Linked DNA regions of Mus musculus: region 1 is linked to region 2. Evidence: chromatin loops called from intact Hi-C (ENCODE). Cell type or tissue: left cerebral cortex. All regions are shown on one strand. Each heading gives the region's core, and the rest is flanking DNA. Links, peaks and the distances in the headings are about the cores only.

Region 1 (15,133 bases), core at 4,214-12,213, 110 kb before region 2:
CGGACATGTCCTGGCCTGTTCTGTTATGTTCTCAGCCCCAGGTTTCAAAGCTCACAAACAACTCTTTGGGCTATTTGACATAAATTACATGAATCACATGTCTCAAGTTTTATTTCCTTTCAATCTCATTTCAAAAATCCTTACTTAATCCCATTTGCACAGAGCCTACTTCCAAATAAAGTTACATTCCTAAGTAAAAGGGTTAGGGTGTGGGCATGAATCTTTCTTTCTTTCTCTCTTTCTTTCTTTCTTTCTTTCATTCTTTCTTTCTTTCTTTCTTTCTTTCTTTTTTCTTAATTGAAGACACACTATTTAAACAGTTGCAATTGGAATATTTGTGCATGTGTCCACTTGAATATACTGTGTGTGTGTGTGTGTGTGTTGGTCAGAAGACAAGTTTCAGGAGTCAGTTCTCTCCCTCTACCATGTGAGTTCCTGGGGATTAAACTCATGTCGGCAGACTTGGCATAGGCCTTTTCCTGCTGAGCCATCTTGTCAGCTCTACTTTGGTTCCTTCCTTCCTTCCTTCCTTCCTTCCTTCCTTCCTTCCTTCCTTTCCTCCTTTCTTCCTTCTTTTCTTTCTTTTAAATTTATTTTTATTTCGTATGTATGAATATTTTGCCTGCACGTATGAATGCACACACACACACACACTCAAACACTCACACACACACACTCTCACACACACACACACACACACACACTCACACACACACACTCACACACACACACACACTCACACACACACACACACTCACACACACAGACACACACACACTCACACACACACACTCACACACACACACACACTCAGGGAGGCCAGAGGGGATGCTGCTGAATCCTTTGGAACTGTGTTAGGGAAAATTATAAGCTGTTATGTGAGTGCTGGAAACTAAACCCAGGTCTTCTGTAAGCACAACTAGTGCTCTTAACTGCTGAGCCATCTCTCCAGACCAGGTTCTACATTTTATTTGTTTAAAGTTTGTTTATTTGAGCAGCTTTATATAAAAGATTCTGCTGGACTTCAACTCCAATCACTTCCTTCAAGTCTGGTCTTGTCAGTGACAGTCCTTACTCTGGCAGCAATTCATTCCGTGCACAACATCTGTTACCTTGGTCACCTTTCATCTGTTTTGGAGGAGGGGAGTTTGCTGGGTTGACCACATTTGCGGATGAGAAAACAGCTGTAGGCGGGAAGCATCTAGATAAAAGTCAAAGGTCGTGTAGCTTGGAAGCAGCCGGAAGAAGAACTGAGCCAGTGTGTCAAGGTTCTTCTCCATGCTGTGTGGGAGTGTCCCTTGCTACAATGACTTCCTGAACTTCCCTTTGTCTTTTGCCTTTGCCTTTCACCCCATTTAATGTATACTTTTTCTTTGCATTTGAATTGATTATCCATGTAATCTATGTACTGGTTAATTGATTGACTGATTCATTAATTCATCCACCATTTATTGAGCTCCTAACTTGTAAGAAGCCCTGTTTTGGCTGGAGCTCTGGGTCACAGAGATGAGTCAGATGCCCTTGGGCCTTGTCATTGAGGAAGCAGGGTTAAAGGTGGAGAGAGTGCGCCAGCTGTGGGAGCCCAGAGCAGATTCCTAACCCAGCAGGTGAGGAGAGGCTTCCAGAAGCTCAGTTAGGTCCTGACGGAGGGACAGGGTGCGACTCTCCTCCTTTACCTTGACTGTTGGGATGAAATATTAGAGTGGGTGTTTGCTACTCATGTATTGGATGTCAGGGGTGTGTAATTCACTTCCTAACACTCTGGCAAGCTGTGTTCATGTAACACAGCAGGTTCATGTAGCAGCCTTCCAACACAAATGGCAGTTTTCCAGTTGCCCAGTGTTGGGTCATTCATAAAACACTTTCATGCTTTTGTCTCTATTAAGTCACAGGAAGTTCTTTCAGAGAATTTAAAATTTTTTGTTGTTGTTGCTGTTTTTTGAGACAGGGTTTCTCTGTGTAGCCTTGGCTGTCCTGGAACTCACTTTGTAGACCAGGCTGGCCTCGAACTCAGAAATCCGCCTACCTCTGCCACCTGAGTGCTAGGATTAAAGGCGTGCGTCAACACTTATATCATGTTTTTTTGGTTTTTTTCCCCCTTGGTTAGCTTCTTTAAAACCCTAAAAAATTATGTTCACCTCTCCAAAAAGATGATTGCAAAAATGTATAAATAAAATGAGATAACTTTGGAAGTTATAATCAGTCAAGTTGCACTAGCTGAGGATTAAACCTGGTATGGTTTTCATTGCAGCTTGCTTTGGGTCTCAATTTCCTCTACTATAAAATGGGTATGTGAGGGGCTGGAGAGAGGGCTCAGTGGTTATGAGCACTTGCTGCTTTTCCAGAGGACCAGAGTTCAGTCCTCAGTACAGGTAAGAGGTAGTTCACAGTTACCTGTAAGCCCAACTCCAGGGGGGCTCCTTCTTCTGGCCTCTCTGCGTACTCACACTTCATGTGCTCATTCTCTCTCTCTCTCTCTCTCTCTCACACACACACACACACACACACACACACACACACACACACACAGACAATTTATTTTTCAAAAGGCATATCTGAAGCCAGGCAATGGTGATGTACACCTTTTATTCCAGCACTCAGGAGGAAAAGGCAGGCAGATCTCTGTGAGTTTGAGGCTAGCCTGGTCTAGAGAATGAGTTATAGGACAGCCAATCTATACAGAGAAACCCTGGCTCAAAAAACCAAGAAGAAAAAGAAAAAAAGACAGGAAAAAAAAAAAAAGGCATCTCTGAGGAAGCGCAGGCTGGAGGATTTAATAAAACAATCGATTTACAAGATCAGCCTAAGCTACAGAGTGAGTTCCATAACAGCCAGGGCTACACAGAAAAACACTGTCTTGAAAAACAAAACAAAAAATGTTTTAGCCACTAATACAGCCTTTGCCTTATTAATAAAGATCAGTTCAGTTTCTCTAACGTAATCTTTAATGTCCATCTTATTGTGTTTCTAGAGTAAATTATTATTACTATTACTACTAACATAGGGCTTGTGCAGCTCAGGTGGGCCTCAAACTCCCCCTGTAGCTGAGGTTGGACTCCTAGTCTTCCTGACTCCTTCTCCCTGGTGAGTGGTACCTCAGTGCCTGACCTCTGAGGCTTTTTTATTTAAATTTTCGTGCTGGGGATCATATTCAGGGCCTTGAGCATGACAGGTAAATACCCTTCAACCAAGCTACCGTTAGTATACTCCCAGAGTGGTGTTATAAGCAAAGCTTACACTGGTACCAATGCTTCCAAAGATGTTTTGAGACTTAAATGCAAAAAGCCCATCAACATTAGCAGGGATGAGCAAATTAATCAGCGAGTGACCGGCAAAGGATCATGTTTGAACAGGCTCATCGTGACTCTGAGTTCATTTTCATGGGACTGTAGAATGAATTCTATACGGTAGAAAAAAAATCAACATAAAAATAAAAGTGACAGCAGCTAAAGAAAGGTACACGTGGTACAATTTACTATGGATGGAAAAGCAGAGTGAATGATCCTGTCTTTGTCAATAACACTGAACACTGCAAAGCTGGCCCCTGGGGAAAGTCCTTTGAGTAGAAATAATCAACACAAAGACCTATAATGGCTGAAACAATAATCCATAAACATCAATAAAGAAAAAAGAGCTGTTTGAGGAGTCTGCTTACCTCTCTGCTTCATTTTTTGAGGAAGGGTTTCTCTGTGTAGCTCTGTCTTAGAACTTGCTCTGTAGCCCAGGCTCAGGTATCTGCTTGCCCCTGCTTCTTGAATGCTAGGATTAAAGGGGTGCCACAGTGTTCTGCCTTACTTGTCTAATGAAATAGAGAAAACAGAAGTGTTGTGGCTGCAATGATGGCTCAGAGATTAAGAACACTGCTTGCTCTCTAGAGGACTTGGGTCTCCAGAACATACATGGTAGCTTACAGATGTCTGTAACTCCAGTTCCAGGGGATCTAATAATACCCTCTTTGGACACACACATGGTGCACATGCATATTCAGGCAAAAGCACTCATAGTCAAAAAAAAGAGAAAGAAAGAAAGGAAAGAGAGAGAGAGAGAGAAAGAGAGAGAGAGAGAGAGAGAGAGGAAGGAAGGAAGGAAGGAAGGAAGGAAGGAAGGAAGAAAGAAAGAAAGAAAGAAAGAAAGAAAGAAAGAAAGAAAGAAAAAGTTAAAAGTTAAAAACAGAAAGAAAGAAAATTTGATTCTGTTTTTCTTTTGGCACAGGGTCCATGTAGCCCAGGCTGGCCTTAGACTTGCTATGTAGTAGAAGCTGATCCTGAACTCTGCCCCATTTCTTTCCACCTCCCCATTGTGCTCCTGGCTCTTATTTTATATTTTCTTCTTTGAAATAATGCTTTTCTCTATATAGCCTGACAATGAATTCTCAAGTTTTCTGACATTACTTCCTGGGTTCTGATGTTACAGGCGCATGCCACAAAACCTGGCACTAGAGAAAAGAATCTATTTCACTAGCCTAAAAACACATGAAAAGCTTTCCTTACCATTGGAATAACGGAAAAGGGTCTATCTTGAAGAAAATTCAATTTAGAAAATTAGAGCGGTTGTTGCTCAGTAGAATTAGTATATATGAAGCCCTAAGTTTGATGTTCATCATGGCAAAAAACAAAACCAAAAATTAACCAACGAACCAACCAAATTATCCCCCTCCCCCACCCCCACCTCAGAGACTGGAGAGTCTGTTCTTTCTACCCATCTTCCTGAGGCAAGGTCTCTGTAGTTTCTGCTATGGTGTTTTGTACTCTAGGCTCCTGGGCCCAGGAGCTTCTGGGTGATTTCCCATCTCTGCCTCTCATCTTGATGTGTGAGGGCTGTGCTCACCTCCACATGGGCTTTTTACGTGGTAGGTTCTGGAAATTAAACTTGGGTGTCAGGCTTGCCTAGCTAGTACCTTTCACTGTTAAGCCATCTCTCCAGACCTGCCTGGCAGGGTGGGTGGGTGTGTTGACTTGGGGGGGCGGGGAGACAGGGTTCTGGAACTCACTCTGTAGACCAGGCTGGCCTTGAAACCAGAGACTTGCCTGCTTCTGCCTACCAAGTGCTAGGATTAAAGGCGTGCACCACCAACCACCTGGCTAAAAAATTTTTTTTTTTTTTTTTTTTTAGGTGCAAATACATCCTATTTATTCCACAAACAATGATTTGTGAGGTAGAGTGTTTCAGACCCTTTATCATAATCCTGATCCCTTATCTTCACGTACCGGGAACACAAGGACCTCTGACCTTCAGATTAGAAACCACCAAGATAAGAATTAAGATATGCCCGGCATGGTGGCGCACGCCTTTAATCCCAGCACTCGGGAGGCAGAGGCAGGCGGATTTCTGAGTTCGAGGCCAGCCTGGTCTACAGAGTGAGTTCCAGGACAGCCAGGGCTATACAGAGAAACCCTGTCTCGAAAAACCAAAAAAAAAAAAAAAAAAAAAAAAAAAGAATTAAGATATAAGGAAAATCACTTCGTCTAAAATGAGCTCTATGGAAGGTATACCTTTGGCTTTGGCCTTGAGAATGAGTAGGAAGAGGCAGCTGGGAACATGGCGCATGCCTGGAGAGCCAAGAAAGGCGGGTCAGGCTTTCAAGGCTTTCAGGTCCAGCGTTGGCTATCGAGCCAGTTCCAGTTAAACTTGGGCTATAGGAAACTTTGTCTGGAGCAGAGAGAGAAGGTCCCCGAAAAGAGATAATTTGGGAAGAGAGATTGAGAGCTCCTTGCTAACTTTATGTTCTTCCATAAATTGTAGTTGTGATGGCTAATCTTGTCAGTTTGATGGGATTTAGAATTACTGTGGAAAAACAGATCTCTACGCATGTCGGAGGGATTATCTAGATTAGGCTGACTGAGGTGGGAAGGCTTACCCTAAATATGGGCAGTGCACGGGATGGGGTTCTTAGATGGAATGAAAGAGAGAACAAGCATCTCCCTCTCACGTGACCTGCTCCTGGGGCCTTACTGCTTACACTGATGACGTAATAGTTCTGTGCTATGGCTCAGTGGGAGATTTTACTGTAGGTCTGAGGGAGAGTTCAGCTCGAGGCATCTGGAAGAATCCAGAGCAGAAAGAAGAGTGGTAGAATGAACATGGCCAACAGAATGGACTTGGCTATGAGGTGGGGCAGGGAAAGAAAGAGAAAGAGCTTACCAAGAAAGAGGGGCAAGAGAGAGGAGGCCAAGAGAGCCCAAATATTAGGGTTATAGGATAATGAGAAGCCGGGGGGGGGGGGGGAAGCCCATGAACTGAAGAAATTTAGGGTCATGTTAGAGCCAAGGAGTCTGTAACAGGTTCTTATGAAACTGAGGGATCACTAAGCGGTGCATGGAGGTCAGAATGCTCTTTGGTATGCTAATAGCCAGGCACCACAGGTCACTATTTGTCCTGAATTTCTTTTGGACCTGACACTTATCTTCCCTAAGATAAAACTGTAAATTACAGTAAACCCTTCCTTCCTTCCTTCCTTCCTTCCTTCCTTCCTTCCTTAAATTGCTCTTATCAAGTATTTTGTCTCAGCAACCAGAGAAGTAACTAATACAGTACACAACTACCATTATTTTAATAGTGGGATTTACAGAAAGGTAGACACACAGTCCTGAAACACTGTTTAGGTAAACAAGACCCAAGGAAAGTTTGTAGGTGGGAAATCAAGAGGTTGTTGTATTTGGAATATCTATAGCTGTATCTGTGTGTGTGCGTGCAAGCATGTGTGTGTGTGTGTGTGTGTGTGTGTGTGTGTGTATGCATATGAAATAACCTTTTATGTTTAAAAAACGGTGTGTGCTTCCTTAAACAATTCAGACAGTATAAAAGATAAGAGGAACCTGAAACCTAACAATTCTTTCTTTAAGATAATCACTGATAACATTTTGGAGAATCTCTTCACTGAAATCTTTACGCTTTTATATCCTCGAACTTCAAATAAATCGAACCTGTCTAATCTTGCTGTTTTTGCTATCAATTTGCCCCTCTGACAAGAAATTGTGAAAAGCCTTTCATGTCTAAAGATATTTACCATCATTTTAAATGGCTGCTTAGCATTACGTTGAATACATACATCACTATTTATTAAATCAGCCCTCTATTGATGAATATCTACATCCTTCTCAACTCATATTCAACAACCTCCTATAATAACCGTGGGCATTGTTTTCCAAAAATTTTTGATAATCTTTTTAGATTAAATACTTATAAGTAATGTAAATGTAAACAAATGTGCTTTTTACATGAGGATTTAAGTTGCAGACTTGTCCTCTGATTTTCAGGGATGCCAGGGAAGCTGATGCAGCATTAGTTCTGGCGAGACAGTGACAACGGAGATGGCGAGGAGAGTACAGAATTACAGGTGATGTAGCCAATCTAGGCCCAAGCTCAGTGGGTTGGAATAGTCCTTCCCCTTTTTCTCTCTTTCACTTCTTTTTTTCTTAACATGGAGGAAGGACTGAGAACTGCATGTCCCAGCATTTCGCAAGGACCACACTCCTGGGAACTGTAGTACCGGGTCTGAGAGGGGTCCGGAAGGAGAGAATGGGAAACTGTGTGCGGCATGCTGGGAGGTGTAGTCCCTTGGGCGGAAAAGAGTGCATGTGTAGGTTGTTTTGCTTCATGGAGATGAGGCTGCGGAAATATCCAACTTCCCTCCCAAGAGGCCTTTGAGTTTACAAAAGCCCGTGGGAGTCCATTGTCTGTGACCCAAGAGGGTGCGGTCCAGGACCGGAGCAGGGTTGGGAGAACCAGGCCGCGCAGGGCCGTGGCAGAGCATGCCGGGAGTTGTAGTTCAAGAGCTCGGAGGCTGTGGGACGTGTCGGGACAGCGCGCCGACTCCTCCTCCCCCGCCCTTCTCAGCGGTCCCCCGCCCCCTCCCTCCGCCTCCTCCTCTCTTGCCTGCAGCCGAGCGTCCCCTTCCCCCACTGTCGGGTTTCTCCGCGGCTACTGCAGAGGATTCAGATCTGAGTAGCTGAGGAGAAGGAGGAGGAGGCTCCCGTCCCTGCGCGCCATCCACCACCCTACTGGACACGGACGAGGGAACGAGAGCGTCGCCGCTGTAGCCTCCAGAGAAGACAAGGGCATCGCCGCTTCAGTTGCGGCCGCCGCGGTTTTCGTCTGCAGCAGCTCGCCGGTGAGGAGACCCCCCCTCCGCCCCCCGGCCCGCTCCCGTGGAGCCAGGGCTGGTGGCGCCGGGGAGAACGAGGGTGGGGGCTGTAGGGCCCCCGCGCCGGCTTGGGGGAGGGGACCGAGGTGGCGATGGAACGGCGGGCTGGTGGGGGAGACTTGTCCGTACGCGGGCTGGGAGTGGGGTGAGGGTGGGACAGCAGCAGGTCAGGGAGGGTAGCGGAGGGGGGTGAGGGGGTAGGACTTTACATGGAGGGATAACCAGACCAGGGATAGGAGCATGGGGTGTGTAGGGTATTGAGGTGGAATTTGGGATTGTCTTGGGGCGAGGTGGAAGGTGAGATTGGAGTGGGATGTCTTTTAATGGGGGATGGGACTGAATGAAGGTGATGATTTGGGGTTGGCCTGAAGCAGTTGACAGCTTGTGATCAGAGCGGGGTGGGGGCTAAGGAGATGATTTCAATGCCAGTGGGATATAAACGTTGGATGGGACTCTAGGGAGTGCTAATTTTGGAAGGTGGGACTTGGGGTGGACCTGGGGAAGGAAGATGGAGATGGTAGGAGCTGGGGGTGAGGGCTTTGGCATGGGTTGAGACCCCAGCTTGAAATGGGCTGTTGTCTTCTGGGGATGATGGAATTTGTGAATACTTACGGAAATAGGGCTTGGAGAGAACAGAAGAGGTAGGAATTGTTTGGGGTTTTCTTGAGGTAGGCTGCTGCTGGAGGTTTGAATTTGGACTGGTAGTGATGAGACCTCCAACTACAGGAGATGGATGGATGAGGTAAGCTGACAGGAGGGAGTGAATTGTAAGTTGGGCCCCAAATAGGAAGACAGGGATTGAAATTGGGGATGAGGGCTCAGTGGAAAAGGATTTAGGATGAGTTTAGAGTCTCTGGAAGGAACAAGGTGGCTCCCCTGAGCGGAAGTTGGAGGTAGAGGATATGTCAGACTACTCAGCTGGACTCAACTAAAATAATTCTGGCAGGTGTCGAGCAAGGTTAGTGGATGGTATCATAAAGAAAATGTCTCTCTGCCAGTTTTGCAGAAGAAATGTCTGTGATAAGCTGGTTACCTGTGGTGAGGTGGCAGCGGGGATGGAGTGGGTCAGTTTATTTAGGAAAGGAAGGATTAAGATGTCCTCCAAGACACACCAGAGGTTTAGGGGTTAGAACATTTACATCAGCTGCTTGGGTGAGAGACAGTAATAACAAGACCATTAGAAGGGTCTTCACAGGGGACAGAGAAGGTACATTAAAGATTCTCCTAGAGGATATCTCATGCTATCAATTTGACCTTTTTGTTTTACGTTGGAATTGTCTGGAAATAGCAGCCCCAAGGGTAAAGTTATGAGAGAGCCATTTAAGGTAGAATTAAGGGAGAGTGGGGAGTCTTGCAGTTCCTATGTCAAAAAGGGAAAGTTGGGGGCTCTCAAAGCAAAGGTGGGAGAAGGTGAAACTGTCTCTGCTTTCTCCTTTCCCCCTCCCCCTGGTAAACTGAAACTAGTCCCGGAATTTGGAATTTAAATAGACTTTGATGAACTTGAGGTTGTTAAGGGTGCATTCTTGCTTGAGAACTGATTAATGAGACTGAAAAATAGGAAGACTGAATTTATTTTCTAGGCAGGCAAGGTGCATGTATGCAGAAAGAGGTTAGCAAGCCCCACCTCCCCCCAATAAAATTGATTGCTTGAAGTCTCCATTTATTGGTGTCCTGGTTTGCAAGGCAATTAGGCCCATCATTGTATTGCAGGCTAATAATCCTGAGATGAGTCTTGGCACCATCACTTTATGTAAACAGAGAGAAGACAGGAAATATAGAAATGTAATAAATATTCATTCTTTGGTGAGATGGTTTGGTACTGATGGAATTTTTCATTCGATTCTCTTGACATGATAAGCTTTTAAATAATTGGGCTGTTTCTACAAATTGAATTTTCTTCTAGAGAAATTCAGGTGATCAGAATTCTGTCAGGTGTGAATAAAAAGTGTAACATGCAACCATATTTTGTTGTTAAGAGGATGCTGTTGATGTAGGCACACTGCATAAGAGAATAACTGCATCTGTTCATCAGAAATTTGATGTAAAGGTTGTCGATGAGTTTATTCTTGGGGTTGGAAGGCTCAGAGGAATGTAAGGAGGGTATGTCTTCAGGAAGACTGTTTTCAGGTTTAATTTCATTAACTCTAATATGTTAAACTTGACGTGGCTGTTGATTAGAGTGTAGTCTAGGGAAAAAAGAGGAGAAATGGAAAGGAGATAAAATTGATCTCAATGGGAATTAAAAATACTTTCTTTTTTCTGTTAACGTTTTAGTGTTCAGCTAGAAAGCAAAGCATTTTTCTTGGTATTTATAATCGAACACATAAAAATGCCCATTTAGAGGGTGGATTATCCATGGAATTAGAAATGTCTTTTTTTTGAATTAATTTTTTTTAATTAGGTATTTTCCTCATTTACATTTCCAATGCTATCCAAAAAGTCCCCCAATACCCCCCCCCCACTCCCCTACCCACCCACTCCCACTTTTTGGCCCTGGCGTTCCCCTGTACTGGGGCATATAAAGTTTGCAAGTCCAATGGGCCTCTCTTTCCAGTGATGGCCAACTAGGCCATCTTTTGATACATATGCAGCTAGAGTCAAGAGCTCTGGGGTACTGGTTAGTTCATAATGTTGTTCCACCTATAGGGTTGCAGATCTCTTTAGCTCCTTGGGTACTTTCTCTAGCTCCTCCATTGGGGGCCCTGTGATCCAGAAATGTCATTTTTAAAAAAGATTTATTTATTATATGTAAGTACACTGCCGCTGTCTTTAGACACACAAGAAGAGGGCATCAGGTCTCATTACAGATGGTTGTGAGCTACCATGTGGTTGCTGGGAATTGAACTCAGGACCTCTGAAAGAGCAGTCTGTGCTCTTAACCACTGAGCCATCTCTCTAGCCCTTAAAGGATGCTTTCTATATTTTAACCAGATCAAACCAAACCAAACCAAACCACCAACCCAACCCAAACCAAACCAAACCAAACCACCAAGCAAACAAAAAACCCAAACAAACTCAAGCTTGAGCAGTTGCCTATAATTCATTGAGTGTGTAATCTAACCAATGAGAGCATTTCCCCTCATAACTTTACTCTGGGGTCCAGACCTTGCTTTTGTGGATTTGCAGGCATGCTCTGGAGATGGGCTGGCTGTTCATGTTAAAGCCCTGGTTTTTGAACCTCAAAATAATAAAGAGAAATCACGTGGGAGAACTGTTTGTATGGATTTGTTTTTCCAACAGTAATGGTTCACCTGGGCAGTTGTGAAGCAGACACTGGTAACAAGTGGAGAACAGGTGGAAGGTTTGGTAGCCTGGGGAAAATGAGGAGCCCAAGAATTTAGGAGTCAAGGGTTTTGACTTCAAAAATCGATTCCAGCATTTGAAAGTGGAGTGATTTCAGTAAAGTCATAAAACCCTTTTTATACTTAGTGGTAATGATTGCATAACATTGTGAATACATTGAAAGTCTAGACTTGTGTATTTAACTGTGGTTAAAATGCCAAAACAAAACAAAACATTGATATTTCACAAAGGCCATCAAAGGAGACAAATGGGTTCATGTTTTAAATACATTGTGTATATATGAATTGTATGTTCACTATTTATTTAATGCCTGCCCGGTGCTAGGGGAGATGGGGATGAACAAGCAGTTGCCAGGGGGCTTTCACTGTCATGCTGTTTTAAGTTTAGAATCGAGGCAGAATGAATGTGGTGGTATAGAGTGGGTCTGAAGCTTACTCACTGCTACCTCTTGTGTGACCTTGGGCACAGTGAACTTATCTATAAAGTGAGGATAATAAAATTAACCTCATTAAGGTTGTCTTGTGATTAAGGAGAATAATTTTTTTTTAAAGATTTATTTATTTATTATTATATGTAAGTACACTGTAGCTGTCTTCAGACGCACCAGAAGAGGGAGTCAGATCTTGTTACGGATGGTTGTGAGCCACCATGTGGTTGCTGGGATTTGAACTCTGGACCTTCGGAAGAGCAGTCGGGTGCTCTTACCCACTGAGCCATCTCACCAGCCCTAAGGAGAATAATTTAAGAAAGCGTTTAGCACAATGTGTTAAATAGTGTACATTAAAACAATATCAGTTTTTATTATCATAGAGAGATAGGCAGAAGCTAGGATGGTGAATAGCAGCTATGTTACCCTGCCACTGTATTCTTAGTATTATGGCATTCTTTTGTTTATGAAGAAGTTATTATGTTATATTATTATGAAACCACAATTAAGCTACAGTTTGTATGTTTATAGTTTAGGAACTTTAAACAGTTCATTAAATGTCAAAAAGAAGTTAGCTGCTAGTTTTGTGATTGAGCAAGTAAAAACTACGCTGTTGAGAGTAGTAAAATGCTTTGTTTAAGGAATACAGCCTTAAATATGTTAGATGTTAATGGCAGAGTCTAGATTATTTCCTAGAATTCTGGTTCCCAAACCCTGACCATATTTTCTTTTTAGATTATGAAATGGTACATATGTATAAAGGTATATTTAGCACAGATTTTGTGAATCTTTTAATTGTTTAAAAGAGTAACAAGTTGAAGATTTGTGTACTCATTACCTCACTTGATAAAAAAGGAGATTTCTAGTACTTTTGTTACTTAAAGATGCTGTCCTGTTTTGTAGCCCAAGAGTGATCCTCCCGTGTTAGCTTCCTGAATTCATGTTATAGGATCAGAGGTCTTTGTCTTTGGCACACTTGTTTCCTATCTCCATCCAGATCAAATCTAGGACCTTGAACATGACAGGCAAAGCTCTGTACCATAGAAGTACACCCCTGTCAGGAGTTAGTGGTTTAAAGTCTCTTGGGCAGCACTGTCTCCTGCCTGATTAAATCTTTCTTCTCCCTTAGAAGTAATAACTTTCCTGAATTTTATGTGAAACCTCTCCTTTCCTATTTTTTCTTTTCTGCCTTATTTTTATTCTTTAACTATAGAAAGTGTTATCTGTTTTATTGTTATAAATAATAAACATATTTGGTATAAATAGGAAGTTACAAAAAGTAAAAAGGGAAAATTAGTGTGTATTATCCCCTTACCACTTAATTCCCTGTTCCTTCCCTCCCTTCATATCAGAGCTTCCCTCAGGTTAATTATATACTCAGACGCTGAGCCCAGTGCCCATACAGTTTTCTGTTGTGCCCATATGCAGATACTAAAGAATCTGGGTAGTCTAGATAGCTAGAGGAAGCAAATTTGTCTTTATGGTCGCTCAGATTACTCAAATGTAGATCAATCTACATTTAAATAATAAAATGAGGAGTGGTGGTTGTGAAAGTAGTGTTGTGAGCTCTGAAAAGCTCTCTTTGGGAGTCTTTGGCAGGAATTGTAGACGCCCTAGATTCTAATTCTTTGCTACATTAGCTTGAAGCTTCTTGTCATGTTTTGGCACACTATTATTTTTTTTTTTTTGAGACAGTATCTCTTCGTATTTTAGGCTGACATGAACTTGCTTTGTAGTTCTGGCTAATCCCAAACTTGAAGTCCTCTTCTGCCTTAGTTGATCATAGGCATGTACCACACTCTGACTTACTCTACATTTCTAGTTACGGTTTTATACATCTTCCATTTTGCAGCTAGGCAGCCTGCCTGGTACACTGGCCTTTACCTACTTATGTGGGACCATCTCTCATCTGAAATACAGAGATAGAGTACCACAAATAGGAAATTCTGAGGTGCACATACTAGAAATATAGCAACCTAAATGTGAACTGAAACCAAGGTACTTACTTATACATCATTAAAAGCTTGTTAGACTTGGTTTATTGTCTACCTTAAAAATTCTTCCAGTAGAATGGGGGCAAACATGAAAGCTATTCTCTAGTTTTCCCCTTGAAATGTAAAGATTGTTAGCTATAGTGGGCTGGAAAAAGGGCTACAGGATTCCTACCTAGTGAACTTACGGGATCTGATGCTACATTTAATGTGCTTGATAGCTAAGAAAAAGAAATTAAGGATTTATTGGAGTGGGGAATATATGTTGTTTGTTTGCCATTATTCTGACAAATATAGCTACTTCCCTTTTTGTTTTCTGTAACAATTGCAGAGAGTAGTAGAATGAGAAGGACTAGATGTACATATTGAAGAGGGAATTAATACCCATTGTTGGGTTGATTCAGGAATTAAATAAGGACAAGTACCTGGAACATGGACACACATAATAGATAATATAGTAGCTATTATTATTACTGACATTTTTATTTTTCTTGTTAGCTGCTTCTTGAGACTGCTCTTTTGTTATTCTTTATTTTCTACCTTTAACTGTTGGGATTGTAGACATGTGCCACCACATTCAGCTTAAGGTGGTAACTGAGCAGGTGTCTCACACAGACAGCGCAAGCGCTCTTCTCCAGCCTGAGCTTTTACTGTTCAGGTTTTTAAAATTTTTTACTTTTTTTTTTATTTATATTTTTCCCTTTTTGGTTTGCTGTTTATCAGGGGTAGCATTTTTTTTTAAAGATTTATTTATTATATGTAAGTACACTGTAGCTGTCTTTAGACACACCAGAAGAGGGCATCCGATCTCATTACAGATGGTTGTGAGCCACCATGTGGTTGCTGGGATTTGAACTCAGGACCCGTGAAAGAGCAGTCAGGGTTCTTAACCACACTGAGCCATCTCTCGAACCCCATTTGTTTGTTTGTTTTTGAGACAGGGCCTCATTATGTAGCCCTGGCTTTCCTGAAACTCTGTGTAGACCAGGCTTGCCTTCAACTCACAGAGATCTACCTGCCTTTGCTTCCTGAAGAGCTGCTGGAATAAAGTTACCCCGGTCACCATGCCCAGGGAGAATTTTTTAAATTAAATTTATTTATTTAATATGTTTGCATGTATGGATGTTGAGTGTGTTTGTGTCATGGTGCATGGTGGCAGTCAGAGTACAGCTTGAGGGAATCTTTGTCTCCTCCATTTTTTTGGGTGTCAGGGATGGAACTCAGGTCATCAAGCTGATGGAGCTGGCTTGGAACTTACCACGTAGATGA
Region 2 (15,133 bases), core at 3,697-11,696:
GGGGAGGGTGTGGAGTTGAGACAGGGTTTTACTGCATAGACCTGGCTGTCTGGGAACTCACTCTGTAGACCAGGCTGGCCTCGAACTCAGAGACCTGCCTGCCTCTGCTTCCCAAGGGCTGGAATTAAATGTGTGTGCCAGCACTGCCCAGACATTTCTGTTGTTCTTACCTTGCCTGAAGGCTTTCTTTTGTCCACACTCTTGACTTTTTTTTTGATATTTATCCCATGCCTGTTCCAGCCCCTTTAGAATATAGCTCCATGAGAGCAAGCAAGTTTGCTTTATGTACTGATAGAAGTCTCCAATCCAGTGTTTGACACAGAGTAGATATGTCCTGAATGGATGAACCTTGGGACTAGCCCAAGAACTCTATGAAGCTGGTGGAGTGTCTCACAAGTGCAGCCCCAGCAGGGATTGGCAAGAGGCTTTTGAGTTCTGGAGTAGCCTGGGCTACCCTCATCCTCGGGAACAGCCAGTGCTCTTAACTGCTGTGCTATCTCTCCAGCCTCCGATTTTACTTCTGTTTGCTGTTTAATTCTGTGAGCAGCAAAGAGGGTGGGTCAGGTTTAAGTGACTGTGCTAGGCCTTCACACTCGAGAGCCAAGCAGCACTAACAGTGAAGGCTGCCTGCCACTCTGGCTGGTGGGGAAGGGGAAGAATTGCAAATAAAACGTTTTAAAACCTGAAAACAAAACAAAACAAAAACCTAAAACCAAAACCTTTGAAACACCCCTTTTCAAAATTATATTTATTTTTATGTAAATAGTTGTTTTGTCTGCATATATGTCTACACATCATGTGTGTGCCTGGTACCCACAGAGACCAGAAGAGGATGTCAGATCCCCTGAAGTTATGAATTGTTGTGAGCTGCCTGTGGGTGCTGGGAACTGAACCCAGGTCTGCTGGTAGAGTAGCGCTTGTAACCACTAAGCCATCTCTGCAGCCCAGACTCTGATTATTTCTATAGAGATGAATTCTAGAAATAACTATTTAAAAGTAGATTAGATTGGTTACCAGTGAGGACTAGAGGGTTGGGAGGAACAGTGGTTACAAAGTTTCTATTTGAGAATGGTAAGTTTTAGAGACACAGAGGACAGTTGTATAACACTAGGAAAGTAATGAAGTGTATTGAATTACCCAAATAATATGCTAGCTATTTTTCTGATCACTGTACTTCAGAGAAGTAATTTATTTTAGTTCATGGTTTCAAGGAATGTATTCCATCATGTCCGTGAGGGCTGTGAGGGCAGAGCTTGCCCTTGGTCACATCAGACAGCAGACAGGAAACCAAGATGGGCCGTGAAGCAGAGCCAGGTTATAAGCTGTGCCCCCGGTGGCCTGTGTCTCTTAGATTCCACAGCTTCCCAGAACAGTGCTAACAGATGGCGGGGAGCAGGTGCCAAGTGCATAGCCAACGGAGGGACAGTGAGCATTATAGTGACAACAATAGTTAAAATGACAAATTTTATATATAGCACATTAGAATTTCAACAACAAAACAGTGTGTAGGGCTGGCTGGGTGGTTCAGTGGGTTAAGGCCCTTGCCAGACAAACCTTTTGACCTGAGTTTGATGCCTGGATTCCACATTCAGCAGAAAGGAGAGACTCAGCTCCACTAAGCTGTTCTCTGACCTTCACACATGTGCAGTGATATGAGCGTCTGTGTACACATACATGCACACAAAGAAAACCTTTTTAAGTAGATTTATTTTTTTAGAATAATGAATATATTGAAAACTATCTGAGGGCTAATGAGATGGCTCAGTGGGTAAAAGTGCGTGCCTTCTCAGGCACATGCACACAGAATATGGTAATAATAAAAAAAGAAAACTGTATGAACAAAATAGATGACAAAACTGTTGTTGCTGGAGGGGTTGCCTTTTGGGAAGAGAGTAGTAGTGTGGCAGGAATGTGATGGTCAGTTTATGTTTTACAATATGAATGTCTATCCTGTTTCTACCATCCTACAGTGAAGAGACAGGCATGCTACATGCATTGCTTTTTAAAAATAGAGTCGCACTATTTTGAGACTTTTCTCTTGAAATTTGAAAGCTGTTCATGTATGCAGTCAGAAATAGTCTGTGAAGAGACTGAAAGCCAAGCTTGTGACTTAGATTGTTTCTTAGCCCCTTGCATAAGTAACTGAGGCTTTTCTTATGTCTCTGTAGGTTACCCCACAGCATACCCGGCAGCTGCTCCTGCCTACAACCCCAGCCTGTACCCGACCAACAGCCCTAGTTATGCTCCAGGTAAGCAACAGGTGGGGGCAGCAGCGAAGAGGGTGGACGTAGGCTTCCATTTGTAACAACAGAATCACCATTTGGCCCTTCTCTTTACTTTGTCCTGGAGTCAGCCGGTTCTGGCTTGATTCTCTCTGGAGAACTGGGGAAGAACAGTGTCTGGGTGGGAGTAGGAGAAGAATCTCCTTCATTCTCTCTGGGACTTAAGGGTGGCCCCTCTCTCCTCTGCTGGAATATATGAGACATGCCTCCACATCTTAGAACCACTTCATCCCTCTCAAACCTGAGGCTGCCATTGGGAATCCTTCTCTCTCTCCTTCTTTGTCCCTCCCTCCATTCCCCATCCCTCTCCTTCTGGGGTATAAATTTGGAATAGAGTGAGAGACTTGCCACCAGAGTAAAGAGCCTGTGTTCAGGCTGACACAAGTTGCTTGTTTGTCAGAAATAGAAGACATATAGCACTTGAATTGAGAGATTGGAATGGGCTTGAGAAATCCTGAAGGAGGTGCTAGGCATGATTGATATATGCTTCTAATCCCAGCACGTGGAGGCTGAGGACACAGTCTGAGGTTATCTTGAGTTCATAGTAAGAAAGAAACCAAAATAATAACAACAAAACAAACAAAAAAAAACCTAAAGAAAGAAAATATAGGAAAGTTTTTTTCCCTCTTGTTTTTGGGCTAGGACCATTACTGGTTTTTGTTTTTGCTTTTGTTTTCTTTACAATGGTTCTAATTCCTGGGCTTGGTTGGTGTTAACACCCAGGAAACATGATCGGGGAAGGAGTGGCCTCTAAGGTTAGGAAGTCCTCCTCGGTTTGAATCGGTATTATTAGCCTTCTCCCTAGATGTCCAGCCTTGGCCAAGTCACCTCACTTCTTCGAGATTGACATGCAACTACTTACCTCAGGGTTACAGGTGGTGATATGAGTTCCTTATCCCTTACTAAGCAGTTGTTAGATGTCCTCTATGCTGGGGTAGAAAAAGTAAGAGTTGTCATCTTTGCCTGAAGGCACTTAAGAGTTAATTTTGGATTCTGGCATATTAATAAATGTACTTCATTTTATTAATAAATTGTATTAATATTATTGTATTAGTGAGTGTTATAAAAAGAACACATATAAGCTGGGCGTGGTGGCTCACGCCTTTAATCCCAGCACTCGGGAGGCAGAGGCAGGTGGATTTCTGAGTTCGAGGCCAGCCTGGTCTACAAAGTGAGTTCCAGGACAGCCAGGGCTACACAGAGAAACCCTGTCTCGAGAAAAAAAACAAAAAAAACAAAAAAAACAAAAAAACACATATCAGAACAGAGGCAGAATCATATTCTACCTGGAGGTAAGAGTAGGGGCTGGGTGGTGGTGGTTACCCATGCCTTTAATCCCAGCACTCGGGAGACAGGGGCAGGCGGATTTCTGAGTTCGAGGCCAGCCTGGTCTACAGAGTGAGTTCCAGGACAGCCAGGGCTATACAGAGAAACCCTGTCTCGAAAAACCAAAAAAAAAAAACTGATCCTCATAAGTAGAGCTATAAGTAGAGGCTTGAGACAGAAGTAGGAGGCGTCCTTGGAAGCGCACAGGGGAAGAAAGTCTGGTACAGGGGGCAGAGTGTGGTAAAGGCACGGTGGAGATGTGGAACTTGACACCTGAGTCTAGAGCTAGTGGGAATGCGTAGACTGAGAGGGACTGGATGAATCTAAGCCACTGATTGCAAGCAACCAATTTGGAAAGGCCTTAAATGTCACATTCTCCCTCCTCTATTTTCTTAATTAGTGGATATTATGGGATTGAAAAGCCCCCAGGAATTCTTTAATTCAACCTCCCTGTGGTCAGGACATCCTGATAAAGACAACAACTTCTATACTAGAGCCTTTGGCAGATTTCCTGTTCCATGCTTTTCTGAGACAATCTGGAATTTGCTAGAGTTATTCTCCTTCTTCTGAGGTGTTTAAGACAGAAAAGAACACGGGCTATATTTATAGACCTATATTTGAGCCCTGGAATTACTATCATATTACACACATGCTGTGAGGTTACAGTCAGCCCCTTCATTTATTTTTCCTTGGCTTGTTTGTACAGTCACAAACTATTCTATGCAGGCATGGTGGTGCACATTTTAATCTCAGTACTTGGAGAGTATAGCAGAGGATCAAGAATTGAACTGTAGCCTCTGCTACATAGCAAATTCAAAGCTAGCCTGAGCTACATGAGACCCTTCCATCCCCAAAAGAGAACGTATTTACGTATAATAAATGATGGATATGTCCCGAATTAATACTTTTGTTCAACTGTGATCAAAACGTTTCAGTTCACCATTTCATGAGGTTCAGCTCATGATGTCTTGGTCCCACGTGCTTGGGGAGGACATCATGGTACTGGAAATGTGGCAGAAGGGAGCTGTTCACGTCATGCCTGATAGGAAGTACAGAGTGGTGAGATGAAAAGCCAGGGCAAGATACAGCCCTGAAGGGCACACCCATGACCTGCTTCCTCCATCCACATAGGGCGCTTTTTCAACCACATCCTCATAATCTACTCCAATGTGGAATGCATAAGTGGATTAAATGATTCATTAGGTCAGAGCTCTCGTGACCCAGTCATCTCTAGAAACATCCTTACATATGCACCTAGATATGTGTGTTATCAGGTTTCTAGATGTTTCTTAAGTCAGCCAAATTAACCACCATAAGAGATGTTTATATGGTCTGTATTAAATAGTTTATACAAGCCTTACTCACTCTAGAAGGTACTGTATGTAGGTGATGCTCCCTTGAAGAAGCCGCCATTACTGTCCCAAAAGAGTTAATGAGAACAGTGGCATGTGGACTAATGTCTGTTTCCTTTAATCAGTAAGATACGTTATTCTACTGCCACAAATCTGTAATAATGAGCAGCAACAGTATAAAAACTACACTAATTATCTGATAAAAACATTTTATCTTAAAAACTAAGAGAACATTATGAAATGTCACAGTACATAAGTGATTTCAATCCAAGTACTGTGAAATCTGTGAATGGGCTTTGTCACCAGCCGAAAATAGAAGGAGGTGAGTTGTGGCAGACTTTCCGGTGAGGTCATGAATACAGAAAAGTTATTGTCGTCATAGTCAGGAATCCTGGTGACCTCACTGGCTGTAGTCAGGGAGGTGGGGATCCTGGGAAGCAGTGTGTAGTGACACAGAGAAATGAGAGCAATGGATAGCATGGTAGCATGCTTTCCAGAGACTCAGCTAAAAAAAAAGAAAACCAAAGGCACAGTGAAGAAGGAATGTGCAGGTGAAGGGGCATCCGGGTGAGAGTGGGATTCCGTGTGCACTGGTGGGGGGGGCGAGACAAGACCAGTCAGAGATGCCAGAGTCACATGGAGCTAGGCCTCCCAGCAGCTGCCATGGCAACAAGGACTCTGATGTTCGTCTTCTTTCTTCTTTTGGGAAGTTGAGTGACAGGAGGTGGAATGCCTGCAGTGCAGAGCGGCTCAGGACTAGCACTAGAGGTAGCTGAAGGGGACCCTCTAACAGCAAGCTACCTTCTCAAGAGTATTTGGCACTTGTGGGAAGAGATTTTAGGATTATTTAAGGATCAGTTTGGCAAGTAGCTGGCAGAACAAGGAATAAAATACTGCTATTAGTCCAGGGATGGTAGTGCATGCCTTTAATCCTGGCATTTGTGAGACTGAGGCAGGTGGATCTCCATGAGTTCGTGGTCAGCCAGGGGTACATAATTGAGACCCTGTTTCAAAACAAAACAAAAAACCAAAACTTCGATTAATTCAATGTTTCATTTGTGTCAACAACAATTTGAAACTCTTTATAGATGTTAACTTGTTTTATAGTACAACAAACTGAGTACTTTGTTTTTCCCAATTTCCAATTGGGAAAGAAGAAACTTATTGAAATTCAGCAGCTAGATCTGCATTCTGGCATCCTGCCGCTGCACCAGAACTCTTAGCCGCCTGTCATTGCTGAGACAGTGGGCAGACACTGAAGTGTTAGACGGGAGCAGCCGGGCTGGAGAAGAAGGCAGTTCAGAGAGGAGTCTGAGACTGTTAAAAACATGGCGAGTCTGGAAAGGTGCTGCTGTGTGTGGAATATTACATTTCAATACTAAAATAAAAAGGAAGTCTCTACCTAAGGATTAGTGCTTTAAAAAGTCAAGACACTTGTAAGCTATGATTAAAGCTAGACCATTTACTCAGAAACCCAAATCCACAACAAGGGATAGTACTGGAGTGTTGTGTTAGAAAGCCCCACACTGGCCAGGCATACCTATTATCTCTGCACCTTGGAGGTAGAAACAGGAAGATCAGAGTTCAAGGTCATCCTTAGCTACACAAGAGTTAAAGATTGTCTTGTACCCCATGGGAGAGCCTGTCTCAAAGAAGCAAACAAAAAACAGGAAGGAAGGGGGTAGGGGAAGAAGAGGTACCAAACTGGAATTAACCGTTTCAAATGTTTGTGTGACATTTGAGACACACACATGCTCATGCACACACACTGAGAGCTGCGTGTGTTTCATATTGTGTGTTGCTTACCTCTACCATCCTAGGTCTGACTGTTACAGGGAAATTCCTGTCATAGAGGCTCAAGGTCAGAGGGAACAGTATAGGTGATTCTCAGCTTCTTGCCAGAGCTGGTCATTTGGAATGCAGGGCGGTGCCTGCAAGGAGCCAGGCACTTGGGTTTAAATTTTCTTCCTTACTTCAAGGAGACCAAGCAATTGCTTGGAGAGACCCTATTTTTAGCAGCCTTTGTGCTCCTTAGATACATCTGCCTAGGATACAGAGGAAAGCTCGCTCTTTCATTGGTTCTGAAAAGCAGTGGACTACCTGCCTTTTATTGGCTTCTTCCTAAGTGTTTACCAATTTTAGGGATCATATTTAGGTATTTAGCCTCACAGGAGGCAAGAGCTAGCCAAGAGATCTTTTTCAGAATCCAGGGAACAAAGGGTTTAACATATTCCTGATAATGTAACTTGAAAATGAAAGAAGACTAAATAGGAAAGTAATGTCCAAACTCTCTCATAAGAAGCATGTTCTCATCTCTGTCTCATTAGAGTTAAACTATATGAAGTATATATGAGGTTTTCCCAAATTACAAACCTGGGAGAAAGTAGAGAAAAATCTCTATGCAAGGCAAGTTACAAGTGTACCTTTTTACCTTTGTCTTGTTAGCTAGAGTTTCTTGCCTCCAGTTTAACTCAGAGAGGATTAAATAACCTTCAAAATTAAATTTAAAATGCCATGTATCTGAGATTCAAACCCATTTGTCTGACCCCATAGCCTGTGTTCCTTCTACGGCACAACACTGTCCTAGATGGAGTGTCTCTACGTTGGACCTAGTTCTTTGAGAGGCCTATCTATGGTGGTCATATCTCCTGAGCCTTCATTTTTTTCTTCATTGTAAAGCCTTCATCATGCCTGAAATCCCTCCACAGTTCTTGGGAGAATTGAAATAGTCTTAATATAGACAAGCAGAGAGCACGACCTTACTCCTGTTCATATGCAGGCAATTTTGGGTCACTTCTCTGGGAGATCCTGCAGCATTCAGAGAGGTTTCTCTGCAACAAATAAACTTTCCTGGATGGCAAGTCTGTCACCCTTTCCAGGGGGGGTCCTTCCTGTCCTCCACAGTCTGCCTCTTATGCAGCCTGGGGAACTGCTATCGTGAAACAGGTCTGTTGTAGAACTGCAGTATGTACAACTTTGCAAAGATTCTTAGTGGTAATTTCAACTAACGTTTCTATCCAACAGAGTTTCAGTTCCTGCATTCAGCTTATGGTAGGAGAGCTATTTTTCCTCATCTGTATTATGACCTATGAATGTGTTATCTTGTAACAATGGTAGATTCCCTTTCCTTTCCTCCCCAAATCCCATCTCCTAGGCTTGGGCTCCCCCAGGTGGCCTAGCAGCAGTTCCTATAGCATGCAGGAACATGTCTGATGGTGCAAAATCATGGGTTGGAGACACACATGAACCATTCCCATAGGGCAGCAATGAAGGATCATGGCACTAAAAGGCGTTTCACACCCTAACCTGGCTGCCTGATTCAAACAAATGAAGGAAAATTCTAAGACCTGTGTGTGGTTCCTCTGTTAGCTTAATGGTAGGCTCCGAGGAGCCCCTTGATTGTGCCTATTAGACCCTAAAACACCAGTCCGATGGCCCCAGGATCAGATTTTCTATTGCCATTAGCAGTCTGACATGTTTGAAGACCTGGTTGACTTTAGATACAGTCTGTTGCCTTCATCCAGATCTTGAGCTCTGGCCTCACTTTTGGAGTATTTTTCTGGATGATGAAAGTTACGAGCCAAGTGTGCCAGTGGGTGAGGGATCCAAGTTGAGTTCTCTGGGCAGTGTGGACTCCAGGCCCAAGGCACCACAGGAACTTGTGGGCACCTGTGAGGGTCCCAGCGGTGTAACTTGACTAGGTCCTTCTTGTCATAGACAGTAAGGGACCATAGGAGAGACTTGCCACTTTTACCACACTCACCTGGGCTACTTAGGGTATCTTTGTAAAATCTTTGAATGTTTTCTCAACTTTTAATCTTACTGTTGGAAAGTGAATGTTTTTATACATGGCACATCTTCCAGAAGATGAGCTGTGAGATTTCTTTTGCTACTGCTGTGGGCTGTGTGATCTTGGGCAACTTGCTAATGTCCCCAGGCCATAAAGTTTTTCATGTCACATGATTTCAAGGTCTTTTTTAAATGCTAACATTTCATTCTCTTGTAATGTTTATTATTTCAGTAGTGCTAGCTACAGAACTGTTTCACTTACTGTTCATGTGAGGTTACTTTTTGTGAACTCAAACAAAAGACCCTAAAAACTTAGAGAAGGCTACATGGTTCCGCACCCTTCTGATTAGCACAGCAGTTCTCAACTTGTGTTGGGGTTTCACAAGGGTCACCTCAGGCCATCACGAGACACATAGGGTTTATAACAGTTACAAAGTAACAATGAAATAGTTTTATGGTTGGGGTCATCACAACATTAGGAATTGTGTTAAAGGGTTGCAGCATTACGACGGTTGAGAACCACTGAATTAGAACGTCTAATAAATGTGGGTGGAGTGATTCACAACGTGTTCTGTGCCAGGCCCTACATTGGCCCTGTGAATATCCAAAGACCAGTAAGACAAGCTCCCTATTCTCTAGAAACTCACAATTTATTGGGGAAATGTTCAACCAGGGACAGGAACCTCTAAGACTCACAGGAACTAGGATAGTCAGTTATATGGGATAATGTGATAGAGAGTGGGCAGAGGAAAAGACTTCATAATAGAATGGAGTCTTTAGCTCATGACTGATTACTTAATACATGTGTGCCAGGTGGAATGTGGAGAGAGATGCTGACAGGGCTAGGAGAATAGACCAAACCATTCGGGGTAAAGCCCCTTGGCACACTCGGAGAGTGATGAGCAGTTTGTGCACAGTGGTGTGGGTTGGAGCTGAGATGATTAGAGAATCAAGGGAGATTTGTGAGTCAGGAAGAAGAGAGTGGTTGAGAAGTAGGACCAGGCTATACAACCTCCAGGCCCACTCTCAGTGACCTACTTCTACCAAGGCTGTGCCACCTAAAGGTTCCACAATCTTCCAAAATATCACCTCTAGCCAAAAGACCAAGTATTTAGACTTGTCAACCAATGTAAGACATTTCTGTTCAAACCACGAGACATTGTCGGTATTAGATCAGGGGAGTCTCTAATACGAAGAGTTGAATCTGTAGCCTTTAGGTACTGAGAACCATGGGAAGTTTTTAAGAGACCAGTGTGGCTATTGCTTGGAGGTTAGAAGGGACTACTTAAAAAGACCAAGCCCAGAGCATTTAGAAACAGTTGAAGTGGCTAAGTAGAAGGAGATGAGAGCTTGAGTTGGAGTTGGCCATAACTGTAGGGATGGAAGCATAGGGCTACCAGAACTAGAAACCATTAAGACTGATGATGTTATCAATACCATTAAGCAACCGGGGAATCATTAGTACTGCCAGTTTACAATACAACAGAAAGGAAGCTCAGACAATTAAGTGACTTGCCCAAGGTCTCACAGCTAGTAAGTGGCAGAGCCCAGGCTAGATCTCATTTCCCAACTCAGTACATGGTTCAGGATGATGGTCCCTTGCTGCCTCTCTTTGTAAATGTGCTTAACAGATTGTTCTAGTGTCAGAGGGCATGAGGGTCCCATATCCAGGAAGTGAACAACTCAGCAGCTAGAACTCGGCAGGCACACAGTTCTGCTGTGTTTATTTGTCTACTCGCTGTCCTTTTTACACAGCTATAGTAATTACATACGTTCTTAAGTGGATGGCTTAATAATGTTTTCATGTGATACATCTGTAATTAATGATCACTTAATTCAAAGGATAGAAGATTTTTAGGAAGTAGTTCCTTTTTGGCACCCCAAAACAGGCCTGCCTGACAAGAGCTCTTTCTATCGCCATGCTGCTAAGAGTTTCAGTTGGCATTGGTTTTGTCCAGCAGCTGAGCTCCACATTGCTGTCACCATCAGAAAGGATTACTGTAGCAGGGAGAAGAGACAGACTCATGCAGTCAGCAAGGAGGTTAAATTGACTGTTAAAAACTTACTTTCATTTAGTTTTTACATGTATCTATTTTTTTTAATTATTAACTATTCAAGCATTAAGGAAAAATACAGAAAATGCTGTTTGTTTTCTGTATAATAAAACCAGAAGAAACGTCCAGTTTATTTGTAAAATGTGAAAGTTTAGCCTAAGTGATGGCTTAGGAAAGACATTGTTGACAACACAATGACACTGGCTTCTTTCCTGATTGATCTGCAACATTATTTTACTGTGACATGCTGTCTTGTTCACTCCCTGGTTGCTGTGTGGCTGAGTTGCATCCCCAGTAGATCGTAAGTCCCTTGTGTGCAGTGACGTAACCCACGTGTGTTCCTGTCCACCGTGGCATTCCCCTCAGTGCTGAGTGCAGTTAGGCCTCAGTACTCTGTGGCTAATTTTGATTTAACTTCAGTTGTCACACAGTCCTTCAGGCAATTGTCAGACTTCGGGCTTATAATGAAAATTATATCTATACCCCACTCGGAAGGAGGAGGAGGAAAAAAGTCAGAACAGAACAAATTGGGACCTCTAAATTCTCCAAATTGCTATGGCCAAATTAAGACCTTTTGGTTCTTGGTGGAGGCCCACTGAGCTCTTAGGGCATGGAACTGCTCTGTTTGACTTCTCAGAGCTACCTATTTGACACAGCAGTAATTTGTTTGTGGATGGTTGTGGCCTCCCGCCTCACTGGATGTCAATCCCTGAATTTGGAGACATTGTGATAAGATTTTTGACACTAATTGGATCCTTTATTAATTCCTTTCATATTAGCATCCCACCCTCTGGAGACAGACACCCGAGGTGTTTATTTAAATCCCCTCTGCAGAAGCTCCACACTGTCCTGGCTGTCTAGCAGGGTTCTGGGCTCTGCATGGAGTTATGCTGTCTCCATTTCTCTTGCCAGATTCTCCTTTTAGTGTCACTTTCCTGCCCATGATTGCCTTCTCATTCCTCAGCCTTTGCTGTATATACTGCAGACCATTAATGCAAGCAGTCAGCCGATGAAGCTACATTTTGGTTTTAGTTCAGAAAAACCCAGCAGAATCCACAACCTTCCCTAGCCATTACAACTCTGTGATAGAAGGAACAGAGATGTTAGTTGTAAACCAGTCAGCAAACACATTGTAGAAGCTCTCGAGGTAGCAAACCCTGTAGGAATCTATAGGGCCACCATACTTTCTTATTATGCTTCCCTGTCTTTCCTTATCCACTTACGAAAAGATTTCAGGTTCATCTGGTTGTTGTCAGCCTAGTCCCCATACTGTTAATATACTTTAGAATACTCTGTGCCCAAAACTTCCAACATCTTATTAGAATGTAAAAGTATTATAAAGAAAAAATTGATCATTTTTTAACCTTAAAATAGAAATTTGGATCAAAACTGTGTCTCCTGGTGTTTGAAAGAATAGTTTTCTTTCCTTTCTCCTTCCTTCCTTCTTTCTTCCTTCCTTCTTCCTTCCTCCTTCCTTCCTCCTTCCTTCCTTCCTTCCTTCCTTCCTTTCTCTCTTTTTCTCTCTTTCCCTCCCTCCCTCCCTCCATCCCTCCCTCCCTCCCTCCTTCTTCCTTTCTCATTTCCTCTCTCCTTCTTTCTCTCCTTCTCTCTCTCTTTCCTTCTTTCTCTCCTTTCTCTCTCTTTCTCTATCTCACTTTTTCTCTTTCTTCCTTTTTATAAAGGAATTTCCCCCCTATTTCCTCTCTCCTTCCCCTCAGGATACCATGACGGTAAGTTTTTGAGTCATTCCCTGCTTCTAGAACACTTAATGAAATTTCTCAAGCTGAGCTTTGAGCTATCCTGGAAAGTCTCTACATATCTCAAACTAATTTCTGTAACATACTACGCACCTACCCCAGTTTTGACATGTATTGTCATGGTGGCCAAAGGATCATCTCTAACTCATGAGGAGCTGTCTCAGTTGGAACATCCAGTACCGCCTATTAGGAGATATTCAGACATATGCTGGAAGTGTGTCTGTCGGACCATGGCTAGTATGCAGAAGGAATTGGCAAGGAGTGCCCATTGCATGGCTGATAGCAGAGCCACAGTGCTCAGGCTTTGAGACTGCCATGCACAGCTCAGTCCTTTAAAAGAGATGCTGTCCCAGGGAAGCTCATGTAAAATGGCAGTTACTTGTCAGTTTCTCTTTGGAAGCAACTCACACTTATTAACCATACCTCAGATAAGTCTCAGACCACAGGGACTTTTTTTAAAGACTCAGTTAATTTGGCCCACCACACTGCCAAATGTTAATGAGAAGGTGGTAGAGGAATATACTGTAAGTCTTAGACTAGAAGGTCAAGTGGAAAATGGTGATATTCAAGGGCATCTTCATGGTTTTTATCATAGGTAGAAAAATCCCGAGTCTTCGTATTTAAATGTAGGTTTCCTTGGCTTTAGATCATTTGGAAGCTCACCTCAGCACTCCTTCCAACCTACAATCCCATCCTGTGTGTCTGAGCAGACTCCTTGAGTTATGTTTCTGTCTAGCATAAGACCCTTGCTTTTGTGTCTATAATTGATGATGCCTGCTTCTTATTTCTGCCTAATGCCATTCTTGTGTCTTCCCTTAAGCCACTCTGCTGATGAAACAAGCCTGGCCACAGAACTCGTCTTCCTGTGGCACTGAAGGCACCTTCCACCTCCCAGTGGACACCGGGACCGAGAACCGAACTTACCAGGCATCCTCTGCGGCTTTCAGTAAATACAGCCTGTCTCCTCCTATCCTGGTTCCCCTTGGTCGGGGCTGATTTGTTTGTAGCAAGAAAGGAAAGGGAAAATTTTAAAGTGACATTTTTAATGAAAACACTGTTTTAAGAGGTTCTCCTTCCTACTCAGGCAAGAACATTGGACTTTGACATTCAAGAAAGATGACCATTGATCATGCCTTTAACTTTAGGATCCTACCCCACAGCAGTGAGAGAGGAGCATTCCTGGGCCAAGAACTTGCATTTGTGAGAAACTGTTACTGAATTTTAGGGGAAAGGACCAGAGCCCATTTGAAGGCCTTGTGTATCTCTGAACAGAGGCAGCTCTTCCCATCCATTAGATTTCTTGACTTTAGCACTATTGGCATCTGGGCCAGATAAGTTCTTTCCTATGTGTGGTAGGATGTTTAGTAGTACATATCTATAGCCTCTCTCCATTAGTTGCCAGAAACAAAGCTCTGTTGTCACACCCAAAAATGCTTCTAGATATTCCTCTGGAAAAGAAAAGTGTCTTTTATATAGCAGACATTGCCCTAGTTCATGAAAGCTACACTGTGAGAACATGATATGACATGGACAGCAGCCAGCAGCCAGATTGGTCATGTTCATCCTGAGGCTCAGTGAGGTAACTGATGTCACCTTTGCAGCCGATCAGAAACACAAATGATTCCAGTGAGGAACCTCATTTAAAAAGTACTGAGTGGAAGAACTTGTGCCTGTGGCAACTGTCGGCCATGGGAATGGTTTGGATATGAGGAACACTAATGTCGAATTTATGCCAGCAGACCCTGGACAAGCCCTTAGCAGGATATTGTAGGAAAGTAACCTACTAGGTAGGTTAAGAAAACTCATTGACTTTGTTTTCTTTTCCTTTAAATATCCAATGTGATTGCTTCTCAGCTTTTTGGTTGAGATCAAGTGTAAAATATCTAGTGTTGGAGCTAGAGAGATGGCTCAGCAGTTAAAAGCACTTGGCTGCTCTTTTCAGAGGAATCATGTTTAATTCCCAGCTCAACAACCAGCAGTAACTCCAGTTTCAGGTGACCTAGTGCCTTCTTCTGACCTCTTTGTGTACTAGGCATGAATGTGGGGCACATATATGTATACAGGCAAATTCATACACATAAACTAAAAACAAATCTTTAAAAATAAATAAATTAAGGGCCCCTAATGGAGGAGCTAGAGAAAGTATCCAAGGAGCTGAAGGGGTCTGCAACCCTATAGGTGGAACAACAATATGAACTAAACAGTACCCCCAGAGCTTGTGTCTCTAGCTGCATATGTAGCAGAAGATGGCCTAGTCGGCCATCATTGGGAAGAGAGGCCCCTTGATATTGCAAACTTTACATGCCCCAGTACAGGGGAACGCCAGGGCCAAGAAGTGGGAGTGGGTGGATAAGGGAGCAGGGCGTGGGGAGGGTATAGGGGACTTTCAGGATAGTATTTGAAATGTAAATGAAGAAAATATCTAATAAAAAATTGAAAAAAAAAAGAAAAAAATAATTAATTAAATATCCAATGTCAAGCCTGGCCAGGTGACACATGCCTGAAATCCTGCCACTCAGGAGGCAGAGGCAGGTGGGTCTCTCTGTAAGATAATAGCTAGCCTGGTCTACATA

Evidence for each region. Hi-C counts contacts between places; a loop is a spot of excess contacts. Peaks named below come from ENCODE experiments on the same cell type or tissue, not always from the same donor. Only the 100,000 strongest peaks of a DNase experiment are listed, where the experiment ranks them.
Region 1: it touches region 2 in a loop (2.5-fold over the local background); 4 of 42 quality-filtered maps call a loop at or near these places.

What each region holds. Positions count from the first base shown.
Region 1 is chr7:100,698,784-100,713,916 of GRCm38, forward strand. Fam168a (family with sequence similarity 168, member A) reads left to right here and starts at 7,852. Exons shown (of 9, transcript NM_001362169.1): 1 at 7,852-8,110. In left cerebral cortex, for the core only: CTCF peaks have their summits at 7,422, 7,995 and 12,039 (motif pointing right); DNase peaks (open chromatin) are centred at 7,535, 7,781, 8,531 and 8,949; H3K4me3 peaks cover 3,188 bases; H3K27ac peaks cover 2,353 bases.
Region 2 is chr7:100,810,752-100,825,884 of GRCm38, forward strand. It overlaps Fam168a (family with sequence similarity 168, member A), which reads left to right. Exons shown (of 9, transcript NM_001362169.1): 3 at 2,169-2,249; 4 at 7,985-8,011; 5 at 13,381-13,506. Among named protein-coding and RNA genes, the nearest start is that of Relt, 45 kb to the right of the region's middle. In left cerebral cortex, for the core only: CTCF peaks have their summits at 6,160 and 8,138 (motif pointing left); DNase peaks (open chromatin) are centred at 3,856, 5,362, 5,617, 6,202 and 2 more places; H3K27ac peaks cover 3,134 bases.